Regions from separate parts of the Homo sapiens genome. Here region 1 is linked to region 2. Evidence: read pairs that join two places in POLR2A ChIA-PET (ENCODE). Cell type or tissue: endothelial cell of umbilical vein. All regions are shown on one strand. Links, peaks and the distances in the headings refer to the core of each region. The heading gives the core; the rest is flanking DNA. Region 1 has its middle 43 kb from the start of CDK17. Region 2 overlaps CDK17 (cyclin dependent kinase 17).

Evidence for each region. Peaks named below come from ENCODE experiments on the same cell type or tissue, not always from the same donor. Only the 100,000 strongest peaks of a DNase experiment are listed, where the experiment ranks them.
Region 1: POLR2A ChIA-PET joins it to region 2 with 15 read pairs; 19 of 35 experiments call an interaction of 5 or more read pairs at or near these places.

Annotation. Positions count from the first base shown.
Region 1 is chr12:96,435,629-96,450,706 of GRCh38, forward strand. No RefSeq gene overlaps it. Among named protein-coding and RNA genes, the nearest start is that of CDK17, 43 kb to the left of the region's middle. In endothelial cell of umbilical vein, for the core only: no CTCF peak of the experiment used is centred there; DNase peaks (open chromatin) are centred at 10,423 and 12,903; H3K27ac peaks cover 6,150 bases.
Region 2 is chr12:96,382,714-96,397,120 of GRCh38, forward strand. All of the region lies in intron 1 of CDK17 (cyclin dependent kinase 17), which reads right to left. Among named protein-coding and RNA genes, the nearest start is that of CDK17, 11 kb to the right of the region's middle. In endothelial cell of umbilical vein, for the core only: no CTCF peak of the experiment used is centred there; a DNase peak (open chromatin) is centred at 9,838; H3K4me3 peaks cover 1,651 bases; H3K27ac peaks cover 4,303 bases.

The sequences.
Region 1 (15,078 bases), core at 7,079-15,078, 54 kb after region 2:
GCTAAGGAATGTAGACTTTTTTTTTCTTTTTTTGAGATGGAGTCTTGCTTTGTCACATAGGTTGGAGTGCACTGGCTTGATCTCGGCTCACTGCAACCTGTGCCTCCCGGGTTCAAGCAATTCTCCTGCCTTAGCCTCCCGAGTAGCTGGGATTACAGGCGTGTGCCACCAGGCCCAGCTAATTTTTATATTTTTAGTAGAGGTGGAGTTTTGCTATGTTGCCTAGGCTGGTCTCGAACTCCTGGCCTCAAGTGATCAGCCCACCTCGGCCCCCAAAAATGCTGGGATTACAGGCGTAAGCCACCATGCCCAGCCCCACAGTGATTCTTTAAAATGTCAGTATCACCCCTGTTTCACACAGCTGGAAGTACATGGAGGAAGGCCTCCAGGAACTCAGCTGACACGCTCCCAGCACCTCCTCAACATTTTCCCAGCCTGTTCCCCATACTGCATACTGAGATGCTCCTGGTCCTCTCTTCCTACTTACTGTTCTACCTGGCCCTTTGGACTTCACCTTGCCACTACACCCCTAGTTATCAGTTTGCTGTCTACACATATAGGATGTTCTTTCAGCTACAAGAAACAGAAATCCCAACAAATAGTGGCCTAAGAGCATAATAATATTTGTTGTTCACTAAACAAGAGGCCAGTCTCAAGGTTAGTTTGGTAATTCAACAATGTAATCAAGAAGGCAGAGTCCACCATGCCTCCTCAGTAAGTCAGCAATGTCTGTCTTTGCGAAGCTCTTGCCTTGAGATCCCCTCATACAACGGCATTCAAGCTGGAATCGAGGGAAGAGAGGCCAAAGGCTTCCACTTCCCTAGCGTTTCTTTTATCAGGAAATAAATTTTTTCCTCATACCCTCAATTGACTACTTCTGACAATGCACTGGTTAAGTCTGGGCCATGTGCCCAGTCTCCTACCAATACTGGCAAAGGAGAATAAGTCCACTACGATTGGCTTAGACCAATCATCACTCATCCCATGGGCTGGGAATGTTTTCCTGAACAAAACCGGGGCTCTGTTAGCAGGAAAGAAGGGGAATGGCAGTGGAGTAAGCAATTCAGAGTATCTGTGATGGACTGTGAGTACAAAACCTTATCCTGTCCTGTGTAATCACTTCTCAATTAGCCCTTGGAAGCTCCACCTCACTGCCTTCAGCCCCTATCTTCCCTACTACTCTTTTGGAAAGTTCTTGGTTTGATTTGTCCTGCATCCTTACGCAAGTCATAGGTAAGTCTATAAGATGTAGACAGTAGTCCTTACAAAAGAATTGCCCAGAGAGGGCCCTTGCTTGGATCCGCAAGGCAAGGCTGACTGATGCTATGAGAGATATCAGTGAGGTCTTTTGAACCTCTGTCACTAGTTTTATCTTATATGTACAGATTTGAGAGTTTAGCTCTTGCTTTTAATCCCTAGAGTCTGTCAAGTGTTGGATTTTATGGGGGTGGATAATATAAACATCAAGGATTAGGGGAGAACAGTTTGAGGAGGAGCTGAAAGAAAAATAGAGAATGCCAGTGTCTGCAGATGACAGGGCCTTTGTAAGACTCTCTCATTATCATCTCTTTTCTGTGGTTCATTTCACATTAAAATTTCCATCAGCATTTTGGCATGGATAAACCTTGGCAATGTCTCCTTGAAAAAATAATTATCATGTATTTTTCTTGTTAAAGCTGAGCAGATTTTTTAAAATGGTTACAGCTCTGGAGTATTCATTAGTAAAATCTACTGGGCTTTTAGATAGTAGGTATCATTAGTGTTCTGTAATGTAGCTAATTTCATTCACTGACCTCTCTTTGCGTCTATGCTTTTATAGTTCTTTATTCCAATAGTTCTAATTATCATAAATATAAAAGGGGTACACATGTCCATTTTTCTTTCTTTCTTTCTTTCTTTTTTTTTTTGAGACGCAGTTTTGCTCTTGTTGCCCATGCTGGAGTGCAATGGCATGATCTCGGCTCACTGCAACCTTTGCCTCCAGGGTACAGGTGATTCTCCTGCCTCAGCCTCCCAAGTACCTGGGATTACAGGTGCCTGCCACTATGCCTGGCTAATTTTTTGTATTTTTAGTAGAGAATGGGTTTCACCGTGTTGGCCAGGCTGGTCCTGACTTCAGGTGATGCACCCACCTCGGCCTCCCAAAGTGCTGGGATTACAGGCATGAGCCACTGTGCCTGGTCTACATGTCCATTTTTTAAGAAGTTTTTGCTTCATTCCACCCCCGATGCTGTGTTGCTCTGTCCTTATAAGCATACCCGTTAACCTCGATGTCCTAGGACTTATCTATTTATTTATTTAATTTGAGACAGGTCTCGCTCTGTCATCCAGGCTGGAGTGCAGTGGTGTGATCATGCCTCACTGCAGCCTCATCCTCCTGGCCTCAAGCAATCCTCCCACCTTGCCTCTGGCATAGCTGGGACTGCAGGCATGAGCCACCGTGCCCAGCTAACTTCTTTTATTTTTAGTAGAGACAGCTATGTTGTCAGGAGCTGATCTTGAACTCCCAGGCTCAAGCAGTCTTGCCACCTTGGCCTCCCAAAGTGCTGGGATTGCAGATGTGCCACAGCCCTGGTCCTAAGATTTATTTTTGATTTGAGAGGAACAAGAGGGCTCGTGACTAATAGGGGCCAACTCTTTCTGGTCCAGTGGGCTTCTTCCTCTATTTTCCCTAAAATAGATTGTTTATACATTATCCTAAGCCATGTTTACGCCAGGGATTTTCATGTATGCCAAATAACATTTATAAGAAAATTTAAGTTCAGTTGAGAACTGCAAATAAAAAGCTTTTAGTTAAAAAGAAAAAAGCTTTTAGTTAAAAAGAAAAAAGCTTTTAGTTAAAAGGTGACCTCATCTCTCATTCTGCCCATCTTTCATACCCCTTTCCTGTGTATACACACACGTGCCCTCCCTGCTCTCTGGCCACCCTGGATTCATCATCATTCAGAGGAAAAAGATCTCTGACCTGCATGCCTTTGCTTATTTTATTCCCTTTGCATATGGGGCCATCTCCACCTCTCTGCCTAGTTATTCCGTCTTATCCTTCAAGGCCCAGTTCAAAAGCCATCTCAGTGTGAGACCTTTCTAGAACTCACTTCCATCCTGCTTCCTAGGGATATTTCAGCCCTTCCTATTCTCTGTATTCCTATAATAGTTTGAAATAGCTTTCCTCTAAAGCTTATAATGTCTTAGTCCCTGCCTGTCCTAGCCCTGCCTACTTTTGGCTAGAGTCGACCCTCACCCTGGAGAGTTCTTAGAACCAGGGCACTACCTTTCATCTCCCTGTTAGCCCTGATACTGCTTAGAGTGCCAGCTGCAGTGCCCCTGGCCATCAGATGGAGTATTTGGGTACCAATATGAGCCCTCATCATCTAAGTGCATCATGCCTCTTTTGGCATTACAATTGGGACAGCTGGGTACTCTTTAGCCTGATTTGCTCTCTTCTCTCCATTGTCTTTATTGCCAGACTGTGAACTCACTGAGTGTGTGAACTAGACTTTACAACTTGGAGATGACAGAAATTTCAATATCTCAAGCAGTGATAGTGAGAAGTGTGTTAAAATCCTCAGTTTACTTTTCTTTGAGTCGTGGTGCACAGGGTTTTAGAAACAGAGGCTCCAAATTTAGCCAGGAGTGGTGGGGGGCACCTGTAGTCCCAGCTACTTGGGAGGCTGAGGCAGGAGAATGGCATGAACCCGGGAGGCGGAGCTTGCAGTGAGCCGAGATCGTGTCACTGGACTCCAGCCTGGGGGACAGCGAGACTCTGTCTCAAAAAAACAAAAAAAAACAAAAAAAAAACAAAACAGATGCTCCAATGATTGTTCCCTTGGTGAAGATTTCTTCAAAAACAAGCAGTTCTCAAAAAAGGAAAAACAAATGGCTTACAAACATCTGAAATTATATTTAACCTCACTCATAATAAGATAAGTACAATTTAAATATATGCTGAGATACCATTTTTTACCAACAAAATAGGCAAAAAGCAAAAACTTTGTTAACAGGCTGTACTGTTGAGGATATGTAATAATGCATGCTCTTCTGTGAATCTACATGTTCTTTGACCCAACAGCATCACTTCTATATATATATATTTTTTTTGAGACAGAGTTTTGCTCTGTCACCCAGGCTGGAGTACAGTAGCATAATCATAGCTTACTGCAAACTTGACCTTCCAAGTTCAAGCAGTCCTCCCACCTCAGCCTCCTGAGTAGCTGAAACCACAGGTGCACTATTTTTTTGTTTTTTGTTTGTTTTTTGAGACAGAGTTTCACTCTTGTCACCCAGGCTGGAGTGCGGTGGCGTGATCTCAGCTCACTGCAACCTCCGCCTCCCAGATTCAAGTGATTCTCCTGCCTCAGCTTCCCAAGTAGCTGGGATTACAGGCGCTCACCACCACGCCCAGCTAATTTTTGTATTTTTAGTAGAGACAGGTATTCACCAAGTTGGCCAGGCTTGCCTCGAACTCCTGGCCTCAGATGATCCACCTGCCTCAGCCTCCCAGGGTGCTGGGATTATAGGTGTAAGCCACTGCACCCAGCCTTTTATTTTTTTATTTTTACTTTTTGTAGAGACAAGGTTTTGCTGTGTTGTCCAGGCTATTCTCAAACTCCTGGGCTCAAGCAATCCTCCTTCCTCAGCTGCCCAAAGTATTGGAATTGCAGGTATGAGCCACTGAGGCCAGACTAGAAATTTATCTTATAGACATGCAGGCATATGTGAAAATCAGCTTACATATTATGTTATTCATGTCTGTATTATTTGTAGTGGAATCAGAGTAAAACAACTTAAAGTTTTATCAATAATGGTTGAACTAGTTTACAGTCCCACCAACAGTGTAAAAGTGTTCCTATTTCTCCACATCCTCTCCAGCACCTGTTGTTTCCTGACTTTTTAATGATCGCCATTCTAACTAGTGTGGGATGGTGTCTCATTGTGGTTTTGATTTGCATTTCTCTGATGGCCAGTGATGATGAGCATTTTCTCATGTGTCTGTTGGCTGCATAAATGTCTTCTTTTGAGAAGTGTCTGTTCATATCCTTTGCCCACTTTTTGATGGGGTTGCTTGTTTTTCTCTTGTAAATTCGTTTGAGTTCTTGGTAGATTCTGGATATTAGCCCTTTGTCAGATGGGTAGATTGTAAAAATTTTCTCCCATTCTGTAGGTTGCCTGTTCACTCTAATGGTAGTTTCTTTTGCTGTGCAGAAGCTCTTTAGTTTAATTAGATCCCATTTGTCAATTTTGGCTTTTGTTGCCATTGCTTTTGGTGTTTTAGACATGAAGTCCTTGCCCATGCCTATGTCCTGAATGGTATTGCCTAGGTTTTCTTCTAGGGTTTTTATGGTTTCAGGTCTAACATTTAAGTCTTCAATCCATCTTGAATTAATTTTTGTATAAGGTGTAAGGAAGGGATCCAGTTTTAGCTTTCTACATATGGCTAGCAAGTTTTCCCAGCACCATTTATTAAATAGGGAATCCTTTCCCTATTTCTTGTTTTTGTGGCAATTCATCAAGGATCTAGAACTAGAAATACCATTTGACCCAGTCATCCCATTACTGGGTATGTACCCAAAGGATTATAAATCATGCTGCTATAAAGACACATGCACATGTATGTTTATTGTGGCACTATTCACAATAGCAAAGACTTGGAACCAACCCAAATGTCCATCAATGATAGACTGGATTAAGAAAATATGGCACATATACACCACGGAATACTATGCAGCCATAAAAAAGGATGAGTTCATGTCCTTTGTAGGGACATGGATGAAGCTGGAAACCATCATTCTCAGCAAACTATCGCAAGGACAAAAAACCAAACACCACATGTTCTCACTCATAGGTGGGAATTGCACAATGAGAACACTTGGACACAAGAAGGGGAACATCACACACCGGGGCCTGTTGTGGGGTAGGGGGAGTGGGGAGGGATGGCATTAGGAGATATACCTAATGTAAATGATGAGTTAATGGGTGCAGCACACCAACATGGCACATGTATACATATGTAACAAACCTGCACGTTGTGCACATGTACTGCAGAACTTAAAGTATAATTAAAAAAAAGGTTTATCTATAATGAAATGAGTAAATAAATTATGGTACATTCACACATTGGAATACTGTGCAGCCAAATATATTGTGAAACTATTTTATGTATTGATATGAGATTATTTCCCAGCTCTATTATTGGGAGGGGAACAGGAGGCAGAAGTCATGGAGTGTCAGGGGCACATGTGTGGAAGGGAGGTAATATGGTTTGGCTCTATGTACCCACCCAAATCTCATCTCAAATTGTAATCCCCACGTGTTGAGAGAGGGACCTCGTGGGAGGTGATTGGAACATGGAGGTGGTTTCCCCCTTGCTGTTTTCATGATAGTGAGTTCTCACAAGATCTAATGGTTTAAAAGTGTGACTTCCTTTGCTCTCTCTCTCCTGCCATCGTATAAGACACACCTTGCTTCCCTTTCACCTTCCACCATGATTGTAAGTTTCCTGAGGCTTCCCCAGCCATGCAAAACTGTGAGTCAATTAAACCCCCTTTCTTTATAAATTACCAAATTTCAGGTATGTCTTTATAGCATTGTGAGAACAGACTAATACAGGAGGTTTTCACTGTTTATCCTTTCAAGACTTTGCTTTTTTGACCATATGAATTCATCAAAGCAAACAAATAAAATATTTTAAAAAGTATTTGTAACACTAGAACATGATGTCTTTTCCCTAATACCTAGCACAGGGTTTGGCATTTGAAAGTGGTTCACATTTCCTAGAAAATAGAGGTTATAGCCGGGTGTGGTGGCTCACACCTGTAATCCCAGCACTTTGGGAGGCCGAGGCAGGCAGATCACCTGAGGTCGGGAGTTCGAGACCAGCCTGACCAACATGGAGAAATCCTGTCTCTACTAAAAATACAAAATTAGCAGGGTGTAGTAGTGCATGCCTGTAATCCCAGCTACTCGGGAGGCTGAGGCAGGAGAATCACTTGAACCTGGGAGGCAGAGGTTGCCGTGAGCTGAGACCACGCCATTGCATTCCAGCCTGGGCAACAGAGCGAACTCTGTCTCAAAAAAAAAAAAAGTAGAAAAAAAGAAAATAGAAGTTATATATCCATCATTCTGGAGAGAGGTACAATCCCAGGGCACTAAGAGAGAAGAGAAAAAGAAATTGAGTCCGCAAAGGAAGGAGAGCAAATAAAAAGTGGTATATGGTTTTACTGGAGACACAGCTTCACAACAAAACACCGTTGATAGTTTGGTGTCCAGAGAGGTTATAGAAATCCAGCACATCTCAGAACAGTTCATGGATAGGACAAACGACAATTTATCTGTTGGGTTCTCTCTGTCTCTGGTCTCTCTGGTCTCTCACTCATTAAAGTCCGCTCCTTTTGCCCTTCTGTGATTTCTAATGACTCCTGGAAGCTTCTGGTGAAGGCACAGCCTCCAGGGATCCCAGACAATGTGAATATACAAAGGTCCCTCTTTGTCAGGCCATGCCCTACACAGGAACTCCTTCTTCTATCACAATGATTGTGGAAACTTGTCAAGTGACTGAGGTTTGGGGGTGGGGATCAGATACTACTGAGCAATCTGGTGTGGTACGTAAATGGTTCAATACAACAAGTGCTGAGAAGGTTTTTTGTTTGTTGTTGTTGTTTTATTTTATTTATTTTATTTTATTTTGTTTTTGAGACAGAGTCTTGCTCTGTTGCCCAGGCTGGAGTGCAATGACGCGATCACAGCTCACTGCAACCTCCACCTCCCGGGTTCAAGCAATTCTCCTGCCTCAGCCTCGTGAGTAGCTGGAATTACAGGTGCGTGCCACCACACCCAGCTAATTTTTGTAGTTTTAGTAGAGATGGGGTTTCACCATGTTGGTCAGGCTGGTCTCAAACTCCTGACCTCAGGTGATCCACCCACCTCGGCCTCCCAAAGTGTTGGGATTACAGTCAGGAGCCACCACGCCCGCCCTTTTGTTGTTGTTTTAATAGACTTTATTTTTCAGAGCAATTTTAAGTTTACAGCAAAATTAAGAAGAAGGTACAGAGATTTCTCATGTACCTTCTAACTCCACACAGGTACAGCCTCCCCCACCATCAACATCCTACACTCAAATGGTATATTTGTTACAGTCAATTAAGCTATATCTGCACAGGTGCAGTCAACAAACCAGGTATCATTATCAGCCAAACTTAGAAACTTCTGTTTGCTTTTGCTTGTTTAATAACTTGGTTGATTGGTTGGTTAAAATGGTCAAGGCATTTCCTGTAAAATTATAAATCTGAGAGTCTATAAGAATTTAACCTATTTAAATTGCCCAAGCCAATAATTATTTTATTGTAGTGCAAGATCATTGTATTCCACTTAAATATATACATGGTTATGTTTGTACCTGTTTAATACTTGTGCTTTCAATAAATTAATCTAAAATATGATTGAAGACACTATATGGTCTTTATATGGTGTGAAGGCATAGAAAGAAGTAAGACATATAATCTTCCTCCTGAAATTATTACAAAATAATACAAACTTAAACAGGAATGCAAGATTTAAGAATCACTACCGCATAATAAAACAGCACAAGAGGCCGGGCGCAGTGGCTTACGCCTGTAATCCCAGCACTTTGGGAGGCTGAGGTGGGTGGATCACCTGAGGTCAGGAGTTCGAGACCAGCCTGGCCAACATGGTGAAACCCCGTCGGCACTAAAAATATAAAAATTAGCCGGGCATGGTGGCAGGCGGCTATAATCCCAGCTATTCGGGAGGCTGAGGCAGGAGAATCACTTGAACCTGGGAGGCGGAGGTTGCAGCGAGCCGAGATCGACAAACACTCCAGCCTGGGCAACAAGAGAGAAATTCCATCTCAAAAAAAAAAAAAAAAAAAAAAAAAATCAAGATGCGCTCCCTCTGTGAAGTGGTTAACGGCCAAATGAGAAATAGAGATAATAAATACTACAGTGATTGTGCAATTTCTTTGTACCCGAAGTAGTTGTGGAAGACCTAATGAAGAAGCAACTGAAACTGGACTTGAATTACAAACAAAAACAGAAATGGTGAGGACATTTAGGATGATAGCCCGGCCTAAGCCCAAGCTCCAAAAACTTGGAACACTATGTATGGACTCTTTTAAAAAAAACTTCGCCGGGTGCAGTGGCTCACACCTGCAATCCCAGCACTTTGGGAGGCCGAGGCAGGCGGATCACCTGAGCTCAGGAGTTCGAGACCAGCCTGGCCAACATGGGGAAAACCCATCTCTACTAAAAATACAAAAATTAGCTAGGTGTGGTGGGGCATGCCTGTTAATTCCAGCTACTTGGGAGGCTGAGGCAGGAGAATTGCTTGAATCCAGGAGGTGAAGGTTGCAGTGAGCTGAGATAGTGCCACTGTACTCCAGCCTGGGTGATAAGAGCAAAACTCTGTCTCAAAAAAAAATAGTGGGATAGTTTGAAATAAGTCTAGAAAGGTAGGTAGGCAATAGATAGTATAAGGCTTTCAAATTATTTGTAAAGAAACTAGAATTTTATACTAAATCAAGGAGAAGTCATTAAAATTTTTAAATAGAATGGTCATATGCCCTATTAAGAATATTTGGGGCTGGACATGGCATGGTGGCTTACGCCTGTAATCTCAGCACTTTGGGAGTCCAAGGTGGGCAGATCGCTTGAGTCCAGGAGTTTCAGACCAGCCTGGGCAACATGGTGAAACCCTGTCTCTACAAAAAAAATACAAAAAAAAAAAAAAAAATAGCCGGGTGTGGTGGTGCACACCTTTAGTCCCAGCTACTCGGGACGCTGAGTTGGGTGGACTGCCTGAGCTCAGGAAATTGAAGCTGCAGCGAGTGGAGATTGTACCACTGTACTCCAGCCTGGGCGACAGAGCCATACCCTGTCTCTAAAAGGAAAGAAAGAAAAAAGGAATATTTGGGATACAGATTCTAACAAAATGTCTTTAAAACACTCCTACCTACCACTTGACTAAATCAGAAGACATTTTTCCCATGGAAATGTCTGTGGTGAGCAGACCAAAGCCTGAAGGAACTAATTTCCCTGGAGACAGATCTTGTGTATTTCTGGAGCTTGATAGATTACCAGGGAGCTGTTTATAAATAATAGATTTTCATTCTAGGCTCTCTATATCTTACGCAGCATAAGCAGTTGAAATTCTAGTTAGCTAAGGGATTCTTAAAGGGAAAGCTCTGAAGTCTGAAGCTAGATTAGGTCAGTAGAAAACCATGAATCACTAGCCACTGAATGGAAGGTGGAGCCTTTATCAGCAGCATCTCAGAATCAAACCCCAGCACCATAACATCACATCCTCTTCGTTCTGCTATCAGTCAGATGCAACAGGAAACTGACGAAGGTACTAGGCAGTTTCCTTTCTGCTCTGACCTGACTAGTTTCCTCTGCAGCTTGCTCCAAGCTTATTGTAAAGGAAAATAATGAAATGCCAGTCAATTTCCTCCAGTTGGATTAAGCCTAGGACAAGGAAGGAAAAACAAATTTCTAAGATTAGTCAGTTTCCCCTTGCAACTATGAAGTTGGTTCAGGGCCTCCGGCTGACCCTTCTCTCAGTATTTCCCTCTCAGAGCTCAGCTTTACATCATAGGCAAGATAAAGACTTGGCAAAGTGAACAACACATATTGTGTAATTCTTATAGGAAATCTTGGGTTCATTCATGGGAAAACCATCTATACAGAAGATTGTGTTTGATAAGCATTGAAGTCTCCTTTGACGTCTAGCAAATTCATTAATTCAAGAGAGTAAAAAACAAAAACAAACCAAAAAACCTACTGATAATAGTAATTGGTATACCCAAGCAGCCAGGTTATTTTGCTCCTTTCTCAGTATGACTAACAAGGAGCTGTTTCCATGGAGAACATTTATACAAAATTAACAAGGGAATCAAGTTAGTTTAGTGAAAGAGACAGGGTTGGACTACTTCGAAGAAGTAGTTATGTCTGTGGTAACCTGGATTTTGCTGGGTATTAGAGATGCTATGGCCTGCTGAAAAATATAACTAAGAGTCTGGCATCTGAGGAATCTGACTGGCTTACTTTGTAAAAGTAATTAAACTTAACAGTGGAAGTTGCCACTTAAAATATCTTCTCAGTGAACTTAGTAATGTGGAGTAACAATACTGTATTGAAATCCACATTGAATGAGAGTTACTAATTTAGCAGATGGATGATTCTTCTTTATCACCTTCTACTTCCTGTTTCTTCTAATTTACTTACTTTTAATTTTCCCTAGTAAATTTCTGTATCTTCTGTACTTCATAGCTGTTATTAAAATAATATTCCATCAATCTTCCTTTCATACATTTGTGTGATTTTTATTTTTATGTATTTTTTTTTGAGACAGTGTCTCACTGTGTTGCCCAGGCTGGAGTGCAGTGGCGTGATCTCAGCTCACTGCAACCGCTGCCTCCCGGGTTCAAGCAATTCTCCTGCCTCAGCCTCCTGAGTAGCTGGGATTAGAGGCACGTACCACTATGCCCGGCTAATTTTTGTATTTTTAGTAGAGAAGGGGTTTCACCATGTTGACCAGGCTAATCTTGAATGCCTGGCCTCAAATGATCCTCCCACCTCGGCCTCCCAAAGTGCTAGGATTACAGGTATGGGCCACCGCGTCCGGCCTATTTTTAATATTTATACTGTAGAAACTCCTCTAGCTAAGCCATACATTGTAATTGCTGAAATTAATAGTGTAATAAAAAACAAGAAAACAAGTGTATGGAGCTTTAGAATACGAAGAGTTGATAAACAGACTGTGAGAATAAATAGGCAAGAATTCAAGGTTTCACTTTAATGGCATTTGGAGCAGCCACTGTAATAGACATCTGACAAGTAACAGATGTGTGGGGGCTGTGACATTCTCCTTTTTTTTTTTTTTTTTTTTTTTTTGGTTAAGGACTAATTATCTATTACTTTACAGACTTGCTAATATACTGTGGAGCTCCTAAAACAGCTTGGTTGATCAACCAGCAGTAGCATTATTAAACTAACAAACAAAAGAACTTGTACATGGATAAAGGTCTAATAATCTTTATTAAGGGATCTGTAGCCCTTTTTGTAACATTTACAAGAAGAATTTACCTTGTATTTTCAAAGATATATCACATATCTGAGGAAGTTAAAATAGCCCCCCCCCCTTTTTTTTTTACTTAATTAGCCTGAATCAGTAAAATGGTTTCCATGATCATCACTCCTCAACACAATTATGTCCCATTTTAATAGTGGGTTCTGGGTGAATTTGCCTTGATCAAATTTGAGGACAAAAATAGGGCATAAGATTAATTATTATTTTTATTTTTGAGATGGAGTCCTGCTCTGTCACCCAGGCTGGAGTGCAATGGTGCAATCTTGGCTCACTGCAGCCTCTGCCCCCCGGGTTCAAGCGATTCTCCTGCCTCAGCCTCCTGAGTAGCTGGGACTACAGGTGCCTGCCACCACGCCCTGCTAATTTTTGTAGTTTTAGTAGAGACGGGTTTTTGCCATGTTGGCCAGGCTGGTCTCAAACTCCCGACCTCAAGTGATCTGCCCACCTTGGCCTCCCAAAGTGCTGGGATTACAGGCATGAGCCACTGCTCCTGGCCAAGATTAATTTAATGTAGGCAAAATTTCAGCTGATCTTATATATCCAGTCAATTCAAAATATTTACCTTTTCAGAGTAAGCTATGAATATTTTATAACATATACTTTAATAGGCCTATAAAAATTATGAAAATGTCTTGGGTTTGCTTTGCTCCTACCTCCCCTGCCCTGTTCCTTATGTGTTGACGCCAAGGGTGCTCCTTAATAAACATCCTGCAAGCTATAAACTCTGTCTCAGTGCCTGCTTCCCAATGAATTCAGTCTACTACAGTGACTCTGTTTAAAAGCAGCAGTGACCACCTGGACTGTGAGTCACAGGAAAAGGATGGAGAATCGCATGTCATATGAGGAGTGACTGAAACGAGAGTGAGAAATAGGAGAGAAAAGTATAATACAATGATTAAATACATAGACTCAACTCCTAGCTTGACTATCCACTTACTGGGAGATCAAGGAAAGTGTTTTTTGTTTTGTTTTGTTTTTTTTGAGTCAGAGTCTCGCTCTGTCACCCAGGCTGGAGTGCAGTGGCGCGATCTCGGCTCACTGCAAGCTCTGCCTCCCAGGTTCAAGCCATTCTCCTGCCTCAGCCTCCCGAGTAGCTGGGATTACAGGTGACCGCCACCATGCCTGGCTAATTTTTGTATTTTTAGTAGAGACGGGGTTTCCCTATATTGGTCAGGCTGGTCTCGAACTCCTGACCTCAGGTGATCTGCCCACCTTGGCCTCCCAAAGTGCTGGGATTACAGGCATGAGTCACTGTGCCCGGCCGTTTTTGTTCTTTTTAATCCTATTTTTCTGCAGAGAATCTAGGTTTTTGTTTTGTTTTTGTTTTTTAATTCTACTTCTGCTGGGAATCTAGTTTTAATAGATAGTTATTAAATTGCAGTTTAATTTGTTAATCTATGGATTAATGTATTATCTCCCATAGGGGGCAAACTTTACTAATATTATGGAAAAAATAACTCAAAAAGTGACATAACTGTTATTACTACTGCAGAATGTGGAGACAGTGTTTGGGGACAGGTAAATCCTTCAGTAGCTTCTTTTTTTCTTTTTTCTTTCTTTTTTTGAGATAGAGTCTCACTCTGTCACTGAAGTTGGAGGGCAGTGGCAGGATATTGGCTCACTGCAACCTCCACCACCCAGGTTCAAGCAATTCTCCTGCCTCAGCCTCCCAAGTAGCTGGGATTACAGGTGCCTACCACCACACCCAGATAATTTTTTGTATTTTTAGTAGAGACAGGGTTTCACCGTGTTGGCCAGGCTGGTTTCAAACTTCTGACCTCAGGTGATCCACCTGCCTTGGCTTCCCAAAGTGCTGGGATTACAGGCATAAGCCACTGCACCAGCCTTCAGTAGCTTTTAATTGCACAATGTAGTCAACCATTTCATTTACCTATGCATGGGACTAGTCCATGAAAGTTAATAATGTTAATGGTGGTAAATGGTGTAGTACAATACTAAAGAATATCGGCTTTGACATCCAGAAGATAGGTCTCAAATTAACAACCTTATAGAACACATAATAGAACTAGAAAAACAAGAACAAACTAAACCTAAAGCTAGCAAAAGGGAAAAAAAAAACTATAATTAGAGCAGAACTAAACAAACTTGGACCAAGAAAACCATACAATGGATCAATGAAACACAAAGTTTGTTACTTGAAAGGATAAACAAGATTGAGGCTGGGCACGGTGGCTCACGCCTATAATCCCAGCACTTTGGGAGGCTGAGGTGGACGATCACCTAAGGTCAGGAGGTCAAGATCAGCCTGGTCAACATGGTGAAACCCCGTCTCTACTAAAAAATACAAAAAATTACCTGTGTGTGGTAGTGGGCGCCTGTAATCCCAGCTACTCAGGAGACTGAGGCAAGGAGAATTGCTTGAATCCGGGAGGCGGAGGTTGCAATGAGCCAAGATCATGCCACTGCACTCCAGCCTGGGCGACAGTGAGACTCCGTCTCAAAAACAACAACAACAGGCCAGGTGCGGTGGCTCACGCCTGTAATCCCAGCACTTTGGGAGGCTGAGGCGGGTGGATCATGAAGTCAGGAGATCGAGACCATCCTGGCTAACACGGTGAAACCCCGTCTCTACTAACAATACAAAAAAAAATTAGCTGGGCGTGGTGGCAGGCACCTGTCGTCCCAGCTACTCAGGAGGCTGAGACAGGAGAATGGCGTGAACCCCGGAGGCAGAGCTTGCAGTGAGCCGAGATCGCGCCACTTCACTCCAGCCTGGGTGACAGAGCGAGACTCCGTCTCAAAAAAAAAAAATAAAACAACAACAACAACAACAATACAAGACGATAGACTGCTAGCTGGATTAACAAAAAAAAGAAAAAAAGGAGAGAGAGAGAGAAGATTAAAATAAGCACAATCAGAAATGACAAAAGTGACATTGCAACTGATCCCATAGATATGCAAAAGATCCTCAGAGACTACTACAAACATCTCTATGTGCACAAACTAGAAAATCTAGAG
Region 2 (14,407 bases), core at 6,355-14,354:
ACAATAAATGTGATTCACCACTAAAACAGAATTAAAAACAAAAAGCATATCATCTTCTCAACAGACAGAGAAAAAGCTTTCGATAAAACCCAGCATCCCTTCATGAATGGGCAAAAGTTGCAACAATTCCCTTGAGAACTGGAACAAGACAAAGATGCCCACTCTCACCACTCCTATTCAACATAGTACTTGAAAGTCCTAGCCAGAGCAATCAGGCAAGAAAAAAAAATCAAAGGCATCTGAATAGAGAAAGAAGACATCAAATTATCTCTCTGCAGATACAATTATGTATCTAGAAAACTCTAAAGACTCTGCCAAAAGGCTCCTAGAACTGTAAACGACTTCAGTAAAGGTTCAGGATACAAAATCAATGAATAAAAATCAGTAGCATTTCTATATTACAACATTCTAGCTGAGAGCAAAATTAAAAACACAATCTTATTTACAATAGCCCCCCAAAAAATGAAGTGCCTAGTATTACATCTAACCAAGAAGGTGAAAGATCTCTAGAATAACAACTACAAAACACTGCTGAAAGAAATCAGTGATGACACAAACAAATGTAAAAACATTCCATGGTCATTAATTAGAAGAATCAATATCATTAAAATATCCATAGTGCCAAAAGCAATATACGGATTCAATGCTATTCCTATCAAACTATCAATGTAATTCTTCACAAAATTAGAAGAAAAAAAAAAAAAACTCTTCTAAGATTCATACAGAACCAAAAAGCCCAAATAGCCAAAGCAACCCTAAGCAGAAAGAACAAAGCCAGAGGAATCATACTACCCGACTTAAAACTAAACTGTAGGGCTAAAGTAAGCAACACAGCATGGTACTGATACAAAAACAGACACACAGACCAATGGAACAGAATGGAGAATCTAGAAATAAAGTTGCACAACCACAACCGTCTGATCGTCTGATCAACAAAGTTGCCAAAAATAAACAACGGGAGAAGGACTCTCTATTCAATAAATCATGTTGGGATAACTGGATAGGCATACACAGAAGAATGAAAGTGGGCCCCTACTTTTTGTCCTATACAAAAATTAACTCAAGATGAATTAAAGACATTAGACTATAAAATCCTAGAAGAAAACCCAGGAAACACTCTTCCAGACATCAGCATTGGCAAAGAATTTATGGCTAAGTCCCCAAAAACAATTGCAAAGAAAACAAAAATTGACAAGCAGGACGTAATGAAACTAAAGAGCTTCTGCATGGCAAAAGAAATTATCAAGAGTATACAGACAGCCTTCAGAATGGGAGAAAAGATTTGCAAACTATGCATCCAACAAAGGACTAATATTCAGAATCCATACGGAACTTAAATCCACAAGAAAAAAAAAATCCCATTAAGAAGTAGACAAAGGACATGAACAGACATTTCTCAAAAGAAGACATATAAGCAGCCAACAAACACATGAAAAAAATGTTCAACATTACTAATCATGAGATAAAAGCAATGAAAACCACAACAAAATACCATCTCACACCAGTCAGAATGGCTATTATTAAAAAGTCAAAAAATAACAGATGTTGGCAAGACTGCAGAGAAAAGGGAAAGCTTACACATTGCTGGTAGGAATATAAGTTAAGTTAGGTTAGCCACTGTGGAAAGCAGTTGGAGATTTCTCAAAGAGCTAAAAACTGAACTACCATTCAATTCAATAATCCCATTACTGGGTATATACCCAAAGGAAAACAAATCATTTTATCAAAAAGACTCATGTATTCATAGGTTTATGGCGGCACTATTCACAATAGCAAAGACATGGAATCAACCTAGGTGCCCACTGATGGTGAACTGGATAAAGAAAACATGGTATATACACACCATGGAGTACTGTATAGCCATAAAAAAAGAATGAGACCTTGTTCTTTGCAGCAACATGGATGCAGCTGGAGACCATTATCCTCAGTGAATTACTGCAAGAACAGAAAACCAAATACTGTACGTTCTCACTTATATTTGGGAGCTAAACATTGAGCACACATGGACGTAAGATAGGAACAGCTGAGCAGGGTGGCTAATGCCTGTAATGCCAGCACTTGGGAGGCTGAGGCAAGAGGACTGCTTGAGCCCAGGAGTTCAAGACCAGCCTGGGCAACATAGACCTTGTATCTACAAAAAATCAAAGTTAGCCAGGTGTGGTGGTACATGCCCATGGTCCCAGCTACGTGGAAGGCTGAGGTGGGAAAATCACTTGAGCCCAGAAGGTCAAGGCTGCAGTGAGCCATGATCATGCCACTGCCTTCCAGTCAGGGTGAAAGCAAGACCCTTTCTCAAGGGAAAAAAAAAAAAAAAAAAAAGCCAGGTGCAGTGGCTCACACCTGTAATGCCATAACTTTGGGAGGCCTAGGCGGGCAGATCATAAGGTCAGGAGTTGAAGACCAGCCTGGCCAACATGGCAAAACCCCGTCTCTACTAAAAATACAAAAATTAGCCAGGCGTGGTGGTGGGCACCTGTAGTCCCAGCTACTCAGGAGGCTGAGGCAGGAGAGTTGCTTGAACCCGGGAGGCGGAGAGGTTGCAGTGGGCCAAGATTGCGCCACTGCACTCCAGCCTGGGCGACAGAGTGAGACTCTGTCTCAAAAAACAAAAAAAGATGTTAACAACAGACACTGGAGATGACTAGAAGGGGTTGGCAAATGGGGGCATGGGCTGAAAAACTACCTATCACATACTATGCTCACTACCAGAGTGACAGGCTCATCCATACCCCAGACCTCAGCATCACGCAATATACCCATGTAACGAACCTGCACTTGTATGCCCTGAATCAAAAATAAAAGTTGAAATTATTTTTAAAACAAAATAATGAAAAATGAGAAGTAATAATTATCAAACAACATGAAATGGTTAAGCATCTTTTGCAAACACTAAAAGTAACAGCCACAATTATTTGGTACCTTAAAAAAAACATAAAAAGGATCTTAAACAAAAATACAAAACATATTGGAGAAAAGCCAAGATAATATTTGAAAATAGTAACCACTGTGTTAGAGAACGTACATTGTACATTTTTTATATGATTATACATTCTCACATTTTAAAAATAATTTTCTAAAACTAATAACTGAGACCATACAGATAGGAAACAGTATCACTGATAAGAAACAAGCTAAAAGAGTCAGACAAAAACATCCACTAAAGGAAAAAACATAAAATAATTGAAACAAAAGACAATTATACATAAAATTAAGAAAACTGCCAACTCCCGGTAAAACTAAAACGCTCCAAGTAGAACAAAAAAAAAGGGAGGGAAAAATAAGATGGAACGACAGGAAGGTTTCTTGGTTTTTGCTTTGTTTTGAGATAGGGTCTCTAACTCTGTCACGCTGGCTGGGGAGCAGCGGCACAATCACAGCTCACTGCAGACTTTACCTTCCAGAGGAGTAGCCAGGACTACAGGCATGTGCCACCACAGCTGGCCAATTTTTTAAAACACTTTTTAAAGAGATGGCATTTTGCCATGTTGCCCAGGCTTGTCTTAAACACCTGGGCTCAGGTGATCTGCCCACCTCAGCCTCCCAAAGTGCTGGGATTACAGACGTGAGCCACTGCACCCAGGTAGAAAGTTTTAATCACTTTGCCTTCACTTCAAAAAATTTCCACATTTATGTTCGTTAAAAACTGACATACTGGCCAGACACAGAGGCACATGCCTGCAATCTCGGCACTTTGGGAGGCCAAGGTGGGAGGATCACTTGAGCCCAGAAGTTTGAGACCAGCCTGCAAAATATAGTGAAACCTCATCTCTACTCTCCACAAAAATCTTTAAAAAATTAGCCAAGCATGGCGGCGGCACCTGTAAGTCCCAGCTACTCAGGAGGCTTAAGTGGGAGGATCTCTCGAGTCCATGAGGCGGAGGTTGCAGTGAGCTGAGATCACGCCACTGCATTCCAGCCTGGGAGACAGAAAGAGGCCTTGTCTCAAAATGAAAAACAAAACAACAACAAAAAAACTGACATATTACATGGACATACTGCATAATGGTAAATTTTTTGATAGAAAAAAATTTAAAAATAAAAATTGACATAAGCGAAGAAAACCTATACAGAAAATATCTCAAATCACATATTACCTTGAAACAGTAATCTTAAGAGACATTACCACCAGGACCCCCTCTCCCTCTGCCATGGCCATGTACTCTTCCTCTACCTCTTCTTCTGCATTGGCCTCTTCCTGCAACAAACAGCTTCCCTTTTCTTAGGTTTTTACTTTAGGCTCAACATCCACAAGTAGTGTATCCAGAGGTAAACTGTCTGGTAGAGTAAAATATCTAATGTTACTTCCTCAAATTTGTGTTTCCAACTGTACAGGTTCTCTGTCTTCAGGGTCATTTTCACGCTTTAAGATGTGTATCACGGTGACATCCACACCTGTGACTGTTCCATAGACCTGTGTTCCACTTTTCAATTCAAGGTTACAGTTTCATGAACCATTTCATCAAAAATCTCATGAGCTTCATCCTAGCAGTGCCGTCATTCCTTGGGTCCAATAGCACACAGCATCCAGCAACCAAGGACCGACCAACCCACTAGAAGTATGAATCTACTTTAAATTTAATGTATGAGTGGTTCCTTCCCTTAACACTGTGCTAAACCCTAGAACAGTGTTTCTAAAACTCCAGGATCTATCAAGAATTGTCTGAAACATTAAAAACCCAAACCCAGAGATTCTCATTCAGAAACAGAGTTTGAGATTACACAGTTACAAGCATGCCTTTAGATTTTTTCTTATTTTAGTCAACAAGAATGATTCTGAAGTTGAGGTTAAAGCCATTACTCTGGAATAATATATAATAGTAAACAATAATATAATACTAAGCATCCAGGCAGATTTTATGACAAAGAATAAAATGCAAAGTCAGTTTCTTCTTTTGATGGGTAAACTTTATAACCAGTTACTCTATTTTGATTTCAGAAAAACGTGAGGCAGGGCATGGTGGCTCACACCTGTAATCCCAGCGCTTCGGGAGGCCGAGGCTCGAGAATCACTTGTGTCCAGGAGTTCAAGACTAGCCTGGGCAACATAGTGAGACCCTGTCTCTATCAAAAAAGTAAAAAATCAGCCGGGCATGGTGGTGTGCACCTGTGGTCCCAGCTGCTCAGGAAGCTGAGGTGGGAGGATTGCTTGAGCCCAGTAGGTTGAGGATGCAACGAGCTGGGACTGCACTGATGTGCTCCAGCCTGGGCAACAGAGTAAGACCTTTTCTCTAAAAAAAAATAATAATAAAATAAAAGAGAAAAAGAAAAACAATCAGCCAGGTGTGGCAGCTCACGCCTGTAACCCTAGCAGTTTGGGAGGCCAAGGTGGGAGGATTACTTGAGCTCAGGAGTTGGAAACCAGCCTGGGCAACATAGTGACATCTCATCTGTACATAAAAAAAAAAGAAAAGAAAAACTCTAGAGTCACATACAAGAGTCATAAACAAGGAAAGCAAATACTGTCTAGACTATTAAGATGTCAAGTAAATGATAAAGCACAGGCCTAAACAAGTGGAACAGAACAGGGAAAATGGTTCAAAGAAATATTTGGTTGGCCCTAAGGAAAGCTTACAGATATGCTTACAAAAGATTATGACCTATTTATTCCTAATGGTCATTAGATTAGAAACAACAATGCACATCTTAGACTATTTAGTCTACTGGTATGTCTATATGTGCCACCTCCACCCCCAAACATACAAGAAGGATGCAACACACACCCATTAATAACTTGAACTCACTGCTACAGTTACGCTCAAATCTGGTGGGAGTAGAGGCATATTAGAAAATCTGGGAAATATGCAAAGTTCAAAAAGCCAGAGACGATTTTCATTCAATTGTCCTTGTGAATCACTGATTTAGACATTCCTTCAATGTGAAGCAATGGATTAAACAATTTTATTACCACTACCAATAGTTCTTATTTTATAAAGAGTTATAGCAAAAACAATCAATGTTTTACATGCTGTGTTGGGCTGTTCTTACATTGCTATAAAGGAATCCCTGAGACTGGGTAATTTATAAAGAAAAGAGGTTTAATTGCCTCATGGTTCTGCAAGCTGTACAAGCATAATGCCAACATCTGCTTGGCAACTGGGGAGGCCTCGGGAAGCTTTTACTCATGGTGCAAAACCAAGTGGGAACAGGCATGTCACATGGCGAGAGCAGGAACAAGAGAGAACAGAGAAGAAGCTACAAACTTTAAAACAACCGATCTCACATGAACTCACTCATCACCAAGGGGATGGTGCTAAGCCATTCATGAGGGATCTGCCCCATGATCCAAATACCTCCCACCAGGCCTCACTTTTTTTTATTATTATTATTATTATTTTTTGAGACAGGCTCAAGAGAGCCTTCTGCCTCAGCCTCCTGGGTAGCTGGAACTACAGGCATGTGCCATCTCATGCTCAACTAATTTTTTTTTTTTTTTAATTTTTTTGTAGGCATGGGGTCTCCCTATGTTGCCCAGGCTGGCCTCAAACTCCTAGGCTCCAGTGATCCTCCTCAGTCTGCCTCCCTAAATGCTGGGATTACAGGCATGAGCCACCTTGCCCAGCCAAGAGTTAAAATAACGAGCTTATAGTAATATGGTTATTATAAGTTATTACTGAAGTAGGCTTTATGAAAAGAAAATTGAAAACATATAACCAATTCTAAACTTTATACAATAGAAACCTAAGTTGCAGATCTTTTCCAAAAAATTGTACCTGAAATAAATGTTTCAACCATTTTATAGCTTCTTAGGAAGAAAGGGGATGAGAGCAAAATGGAAATGGAAATGATATCTGGAGAAGGGAGGGATCAACAAAAAAATCCATGCTCACCAACTTATGGGCAAAAATTATTGCAACACACAATACCCCACTGTTTCTGAAATGATAAATGTTGGTTAATAAACCATGATCTCAAAAGCTCAATACAAAAAGTGTTTTAAGAAGACTGTGTAAGCTGAGGAATTTAAAAAGGCACTGACTCCCACAAATTATGAAAATTCATTTTAAATGTCACACTTCAAACAAGACGTTACCAAGCCATAATCTCGAACTAATATTTAAAATAAATTTATTACTTATAACACACCTACTATAGAAGAGGGTTTTTTTGTTTGTTTGTTTTTTGTTTTTTTTTTTTTGAGAGGAAGTCTCACTCTGTCACCAGGCTGGAGTGCAGCGGTGTGATCTTGGCTCACTGCAATTTCCACCTCCCAGGTTCAAGAGATTCTCCTGCCTCAGCCTCCTGAGTAGCTGGAATTACAGGCATGCACCACCACACCCAGCAAATTTCTGTATTTTTAGTAGAGACGGGGTTTCACCATGTGGGCCAGGATGGTCTTGATATCCTGACCTCATAATCCGCCTGCCTCAGCCTCCCAAAGTGCTGGGATTACAAGTGTGAGACAGCGCGCCCGGCTGAAAAGAGGTATAATTTAAAACTCAATTTTTTTTTTTTTTTTGAGATGGAGTCTTGCTCTGTCGCCCAGGCTGGAGTGCAGTGTGGCGATGTCAGCTTACTGCAACCTCCACCTCCCAGGTTCGAGTGATTCTCCTCCCTTCAGGCACGTGCCAACACGCCCGGCTAATTTTTTTGTATTTTTTAGTAGAGACGGGTTTCATCATGTTGACCAGGGTGGTCTCGAACTCCTGAGCTCAGGCGATCCACCCACCTAGGCCTCCCAAAGTGCTGGGATTACAGGCATTTTAAAAAAGCCTTGGCCAGGTGCGGTGGCTCACGCCTTTAATCCCAGCACTTTGGGAGGCCTAGGTGGGTGGATCACCTGAGCTCAGGAGTTCAAGACCAGCCTGCCCAACATGGTGAAACATGGTCTCCACTAAAAATACAAAGATTAGCCAGACACAATGGCGTGCACCTGTAGTCCCAGCTGCTCAGGAGGGTGAGGCAGGAGAATCGCCTGAACCTGGGAGGTGGAGATTGCAGTTAGCAGAGATCGCACCACTGCACTCCAGCCTGGACGATGGGGTGAGACTCCATCTCAAAAAAAAAAAAAAAAAAAAGACAGAAAAGAAAAAGAAAAAAAATCCTTCAAGTTTAAAAGTAGACCATGGAACAGTTTTTATTTAATTACTGTAATTCCATTTAAAAACAAGGCTGGGTGTGGCGGCTCAAACCTGTAATCCCAACACTTTGGGTGGCCAAGGTGGGTGGATTACCTGAGCTCAGGAGTTAGAGACCAGCCTGGCCAACACTACTAAAAATACAAAAATTAGCCAGGCATGGTGGCACACGCCTATAATCCCAGCTACTCGGGAGGCTGAGACAGGAGAATTTACTGAACCCGGGAGGTGGAGGTTGTAGTGAGCTGAGATTGCACCACTGCACTCCAACCTAAACGACAGAGGGAGACTCCATCTCAAAAAAAAAAAGAAAAACAAAGCTTCTAGTCAACTGTATACATAAACTACCACAGCAGAATGAATAACATTAAATGCACTGTTTGATCCTTTGAGTACAATTCTGCACTGCAGTAAGCGCATTTAAGCCAATACTACACAGTTAAATAGCTAGATTTCATTAAGGACGATTTTGGGGCGGGGGGTTGTTTTGTTTTTGATTTTTTTTTTCTTTTTTTTTTTGAAACAGAGTCTCACTCTGTCACTCAGGTTGGAGTGCAGTGGTGTGATCTCAGCTCACTACAACTTTCACCTCCCGGGTTCAAGCAATTCTCATGCCTCAGCCTCCCAGGTAGCTGGAATTACAGGCCTGAGCCACCACGCCCGGCTAATTTTTTGTATTTTTAGTAGAGATGGGGTTTCGCCATGTTGCCCAGGCTGGTCTCGAACCCCTGACCTCAAGTGATCTGACCGCCTTGGCCTCCCAAAGTGCTGGGATTACAGGCGTGAGCCACCGCGGCAGGCCAGTTTTTTTCGGTTAAACCAAATTTTACTCCTGATACACTGACCAATATTTTTAGACCTTCAGAAATGAGTACTTTCTTTACATATTAACATTATAATTTTATATTTCCATTTTGTCTAAAAGACAACAATCTTTGAAGGCCACACCCCTTTTCTCTCCATTTTCACTAACAAGTTAGTACAGCTCACATGCAATTAAACAGTCTCAATAATGCCAAGTTACTGTCCCTCCAAGTTGGCCTACAAACTGCTCTAGATTGCTCTCACACAAATACCACCAAAACTGTATAGCTCCAATATTTGAAACCTTTTACACTTTTTATTATCTACTATATCAAAATGTATTCTTGATTGCTTCTAAGCCTACTCTGACCTTAATTTACCAACTCGGTGTTGTTCCTCCTAATTCCATCACTTTATTCAATTTAAGAGTATGATAATACGGGAAGAAATACAGAAATGAAAAAAAACACGGCCTCTCTGGAGCACAACGCCAGCCAAAAGAGGGAGAGACCTGAAAATAATTAATTACAACATAACATATTAAGTACTACAGTATACATAAATACTATATAGCAGAACCACCATAACTGTCAGAATGGAACAAAGATCACGTTGGAGAAAGAGACGTTTGGGCTTAAAAATGAGAATTTCTCTACAAGTGTCATAGCATTGTAATATCAACATACCAGTTTCTTCATCTTTGTATCCTAGCCCCTACCATAGTGTCTAGTACAGAGTAGGCAGGTACTTCAGACATGGATGGATGAATGGACGGCAGTACGGAAAAAAGGATAAAATAAGATACATATATAAACATAAAGAAAGAATATGGTTAGATTAAAATGGGACAAAACTGGAGCCAGTAAATCAGATAAGACATTCCAAAACCCTTACGTAAGAAAGTGACACAGGAAAAAATAAATTTAAAAGATATTTAGGAATTAAAATTAACAGGACTTGGTGTGACTAACTGGACTAAGGGGAAATGAGCATAACAGAAAAGCGTAAGAAAGAAGCTGCCAAAGTTTTTGGCTTACGTGACTAGGCTGACAGTGGTACCATTCACTGAAATTGGGAACAGAAATAGGGGATTCGAGTTCAGTTTAGGTAAGGGAGCACTAAGGCAATATCGAGTAGGAAGCTGGAATGCAACTCAGAAAAAGAGGTCTAGATTAGAAATAAAGAGGTGGAGATTATTGCATATGGGTGATGAGAACAAAGCCCTAAATATAGACCAGATTGCCAGGAACACATAAAACCTGGAAAGAAGGCTGTGGACAGAATACTCAGACAACCAACATTGCTGTTATCTTATATGTTACAATATTGCCACATTAAATTATATTGTTACAACACAGATAACGGCTAATACAATATTGAGGACGTAACAAATGCTTTAAAAATACCAACTGCAAACCTGAGTTAATTGAAAAATTAAATTTATTAACTCAAATTGAGACATAAAGGACCACTTCTTAAAACCAATTTAAGGCCAGGCACAGTGGCTCACACCTGTAATCCCAGCACTTTGGGAAGCTGAGGCGGGTGGATCACGAGGTCAGGAGTTCAACACCAGCCTGGCCAAGATAGTGAAACCTCATCTCTACTAAAAACTACAAAAATTAGCAGGGCATAGTGGCAGACACCTGTAATTCCACCTACTCGAGAGGCTGAGGCAGGGAGAATCGCTTGAACCCGGGAGGTGGAGGTTGCAGTGAGCCAAGATTGTGCCATTGTACTCCAGCCTGTGAGGCTCCGCCTCAAAAAAAAAAAAAAAAAAAAAAAAAGCTAATTTAATAGGTCAGACTCAAGGTGCTTAAGTCTAAGGAATCCAATTTTACTTCAGAATCAGTAAAAAATCTGGGCACAGTGGCTCACACCTGTAATTCCAGCACTTTGGGAGGCTGAGGCAGGCAGATTGCTTGAGCTCAGGAGTTCAAGAACAGCTTGGGCAATATGGCAAAACCCCATCTCTACTAAAAACACAAAACTTAGCCAAGACTGGTGGCGCTGAACCTGTAGTCCCAGCTATTTGGGAGGCTGAGGTGGGAGGATCACTGGAGCCCCAGAGATCAAGGCTACAAGAAGCAGTGATCACACCACTGCAATCAACCTGGGTGGCAGAGTGAGACCCTGTATCTTAACAAACACAAACACACACACACATACTCAATGAAAAGCTTCTTTTTCCACCAGAAATAACATTACAAGTCAATAATATAAAATACTAAAATCTAAGTTGTTATACTTCAAAAAATGTTTATTCTAAAATAATACTAAAAAACACATATTAACTAATTTAAAGAAGAGCAAGTCTAAATTTGGAGTGATAAGGGCTTCAATGCTGTTACTTGATAGTTTCTCACAAGTATAGACCAGGTGCAGTGGCTCACACCTGTAATCCCAGCACTTTGGGAGGCCAAGGCAGGCAGATCATGAGGTCAGGAGCTCAAGACCAGCCTGGCCAACATGGTGAAACCCTATCTCTACTAAAAATACAAAAATTAGCTGGACATGGTGGTGCACGCCTGTAATCCCAGCTACTCGGGAGGCTGAGGCAGGAGAATCACTTGAACCCGGGAGGCGGAGGTTGCAGTGAGCCAAGATCACGCCACTGCACTCCAGCCTGGGCAACAGAGTGAGACTCCATCTCAAAAAAAAAAAAAATTTCTCACAAGTATTTACCAACGTTGTTTACATTATTGAATATTAACACATACTAATAACAAACATTACCCATCAATTATAAGAATAGTAGATTAATATGACTTGAGAAGGCCAAAGTTAGTAACTGAACTAGAATACAATGAAAGAGAAATTATCTTTGGGTCCTTTTCCCTTGTTTACAAACATGTACACAAAATGTAGAGTATTCTTGAACATATTTACACTAACAAATGCATAAAAAGAAACAAAAATGTGTTATTAAAAGGTAGAGAAGCACGGGTACGGTGTCTCATACGTGTAATCCCAGCACTTTGGGAGACCGAGGTGCACAGATCACCTGAGGTCAGGAGTTCGAGACCAGCCTGGCCAACATGGTGAAAACCCATCTCTACTAAAAATACAAAATTTAGTTGGACGTGGAAGCTCACACCACCTGTGGTCCCAGCTACTCCGGAGGCTGAGGCACGAGAATAGCTTGAGATCACGCAACTGCAACACTGCACTCCAGCCTGGGCCAACTGAGGGAGAGACTCCGTCTCAAAAAAAAAAAAAGAAAAAAAAAAGGTAGACAAAAAATATTTATTATTTTATTTTTATTTATTATTTATTCAAAAAATCTATAATTTTTTTCCCCCGAGACAGAGTCTTGCTCTGTCGCCAGGCTAGAGTGCAATGGTGCGATCTTGGCTCACTGCAACCTCTGCCTCCCAAGTTCAAGCAATTCTCCTGCCTCAGCCTCCCGAGTAGCTGGGATTACAGGCATGCACCACCGTGCCCAGCTAATTTTTGTATTCTTAGTAGAGACCGGGTTTCACCATGTTGGCCAGGCCGGACTGGAACTCTTGACCTTGTGATCTGCCCGGCTCAGCCTCTCAAAGTGCTGGGATTACAGGCGTGAGCCACCATGCCTCGCCCATATAAATGTTTTAAATTTTTTTAGCATCTTGATTTTTAATTCATTTTGAGCAACATGTCCTACCTTACATATTTTATATACTGCAATCTTTTAATGTAGTAAAACCAGTTCAATGTACTTTAAATCGCATTTTGATGAGCTTTTCTAATATCTCACTCATTGTTTATAGAGTGCAGACAGTAACATTGACTTTTTAACATCTCATCCTCATGGAGACAGTGTAGAGTAGTGGTTTGAATGCCTAAACTGGAATGTCAATGTTACCACAGAGGTCGGTCCCTGGAAACAATGACTTAACCTAAGGTCTTTGTTTCTTCATTTGAAAACAGGCAGAATACCTATATGAAGCGCTTATTGTGAGGATTTCACAAAATAATACTTAGCATAGTGCCTAGTAGAGGAGGTAAATAATTAACGTTAATTTCTTTCACAAAGTTTATGTTATGGACTGAAGATCTGTGTACCCCCAAAATTCACATGTTGAAGTCCAAACCTCCCAGTGTGATGGCTATTAGAGGTGGACCTTTGGGAAGTAATTAGGTTTAGATTAGGTCCTAAGAGTGAGACCCTCTCATGACGGGATTTGTGCCCTTTTAAGTAGAAAAGAAAAAGACATCCTCACCTCTCCCTCCCCTCCCTCCCACTTCACCTGCAGACAGGGAGGAAAGGACTTAAGAGTGCCCAGGGAGAAGACAGCTGAGAGGGCAGGTGCTTAGCTGATTTCAGACTTCCAGCCCCGGACCTGTGAGAAAATACGTCTGTGTTTTAAGCCACCTCAATGTATGGTATTTTGTTATAGTACCCCAAGTAAAATAAGGTGATATCAAAAAATATTTTCAAAAGGAGACTTTGGAGAGCAAGATAATTTTCACCTCATCCCAATATGCCATAGATCTGTAAATCTACATCCTCAAACAGTATTCAGTATTGCAGGTTACTGCAGAACACGGTAACATTACTTATTAGATTTACTGGTAGATGTCTATTGATTTTCCATGTTGGCCAACAGGGAGAGGCAGACAGGCTGGGAACAATAAACTACACTGAGGTATATTCAATACACTTCTCTGGCCCTTGGCAATTCCTCTTGCCAGGTCAATATTTTGCAGATATCAAAAGTAACCACCAACTAACTATATTGGAAGCAAAATAATGACAAAGAATCCACTGATGACAATAAAAATTCTTAAAAGCCAGTCTAACTGGTCCTCTCCCCATCAGTTCAAAGAAATTGCCAACATTGTAGATTGAATGCTAGTGAACTACACTAGGTTCGCTATTACAGGCAGTTTTTTTAACTTCAAAAATGCTACATAAAGCACATTTTTAAATGCCATAAACCTATTGTTTATCTTCTGCATTTAAAATGCAAAATGCCATTATCACTTTATGAAATATACTTTAAATACCGATTTCCTGTTTAAAAGTTTAGGCAAAAATTATCCATTCAAAATTCAAAAGAACCTAAAACTATTCATCCTTCCCATGTATGAAAACTGAGACAATTTTTTAAACAGGTAAAATTCCCTAGAGAATATAATTTTTACAATATAGCAATAAAGTAATTATCCATCCTGAAAGTCTAAAACAAACAAAACAAACAAACAAACAAAAAATACAAAGAACATCCTGGAAATCTAAATGCCATGTAAAAGAATGCTAGCCCATGACGGTAAAATTTTCTAAAGACTAGGAAACATCAATAAAGATTCAAAATGTAATGTCTTATAAATATTCAGCATTAGTAGACAATAACAAAGAAAATCATAGGGTAAAAATTTTTGTGTTCACAGATAACTGTTATAATATTAAGGGACATCGTCATCTCCACTTTTGAATAGCTACCCCAGTTGCCATTACAGCTTCCATTGTTCAAAATAAAATAGTTGCATTGTTTTTCAGTGAAAGGAAAGAAGGAAAATATTGCTGAAAATAAGGAAAAAAA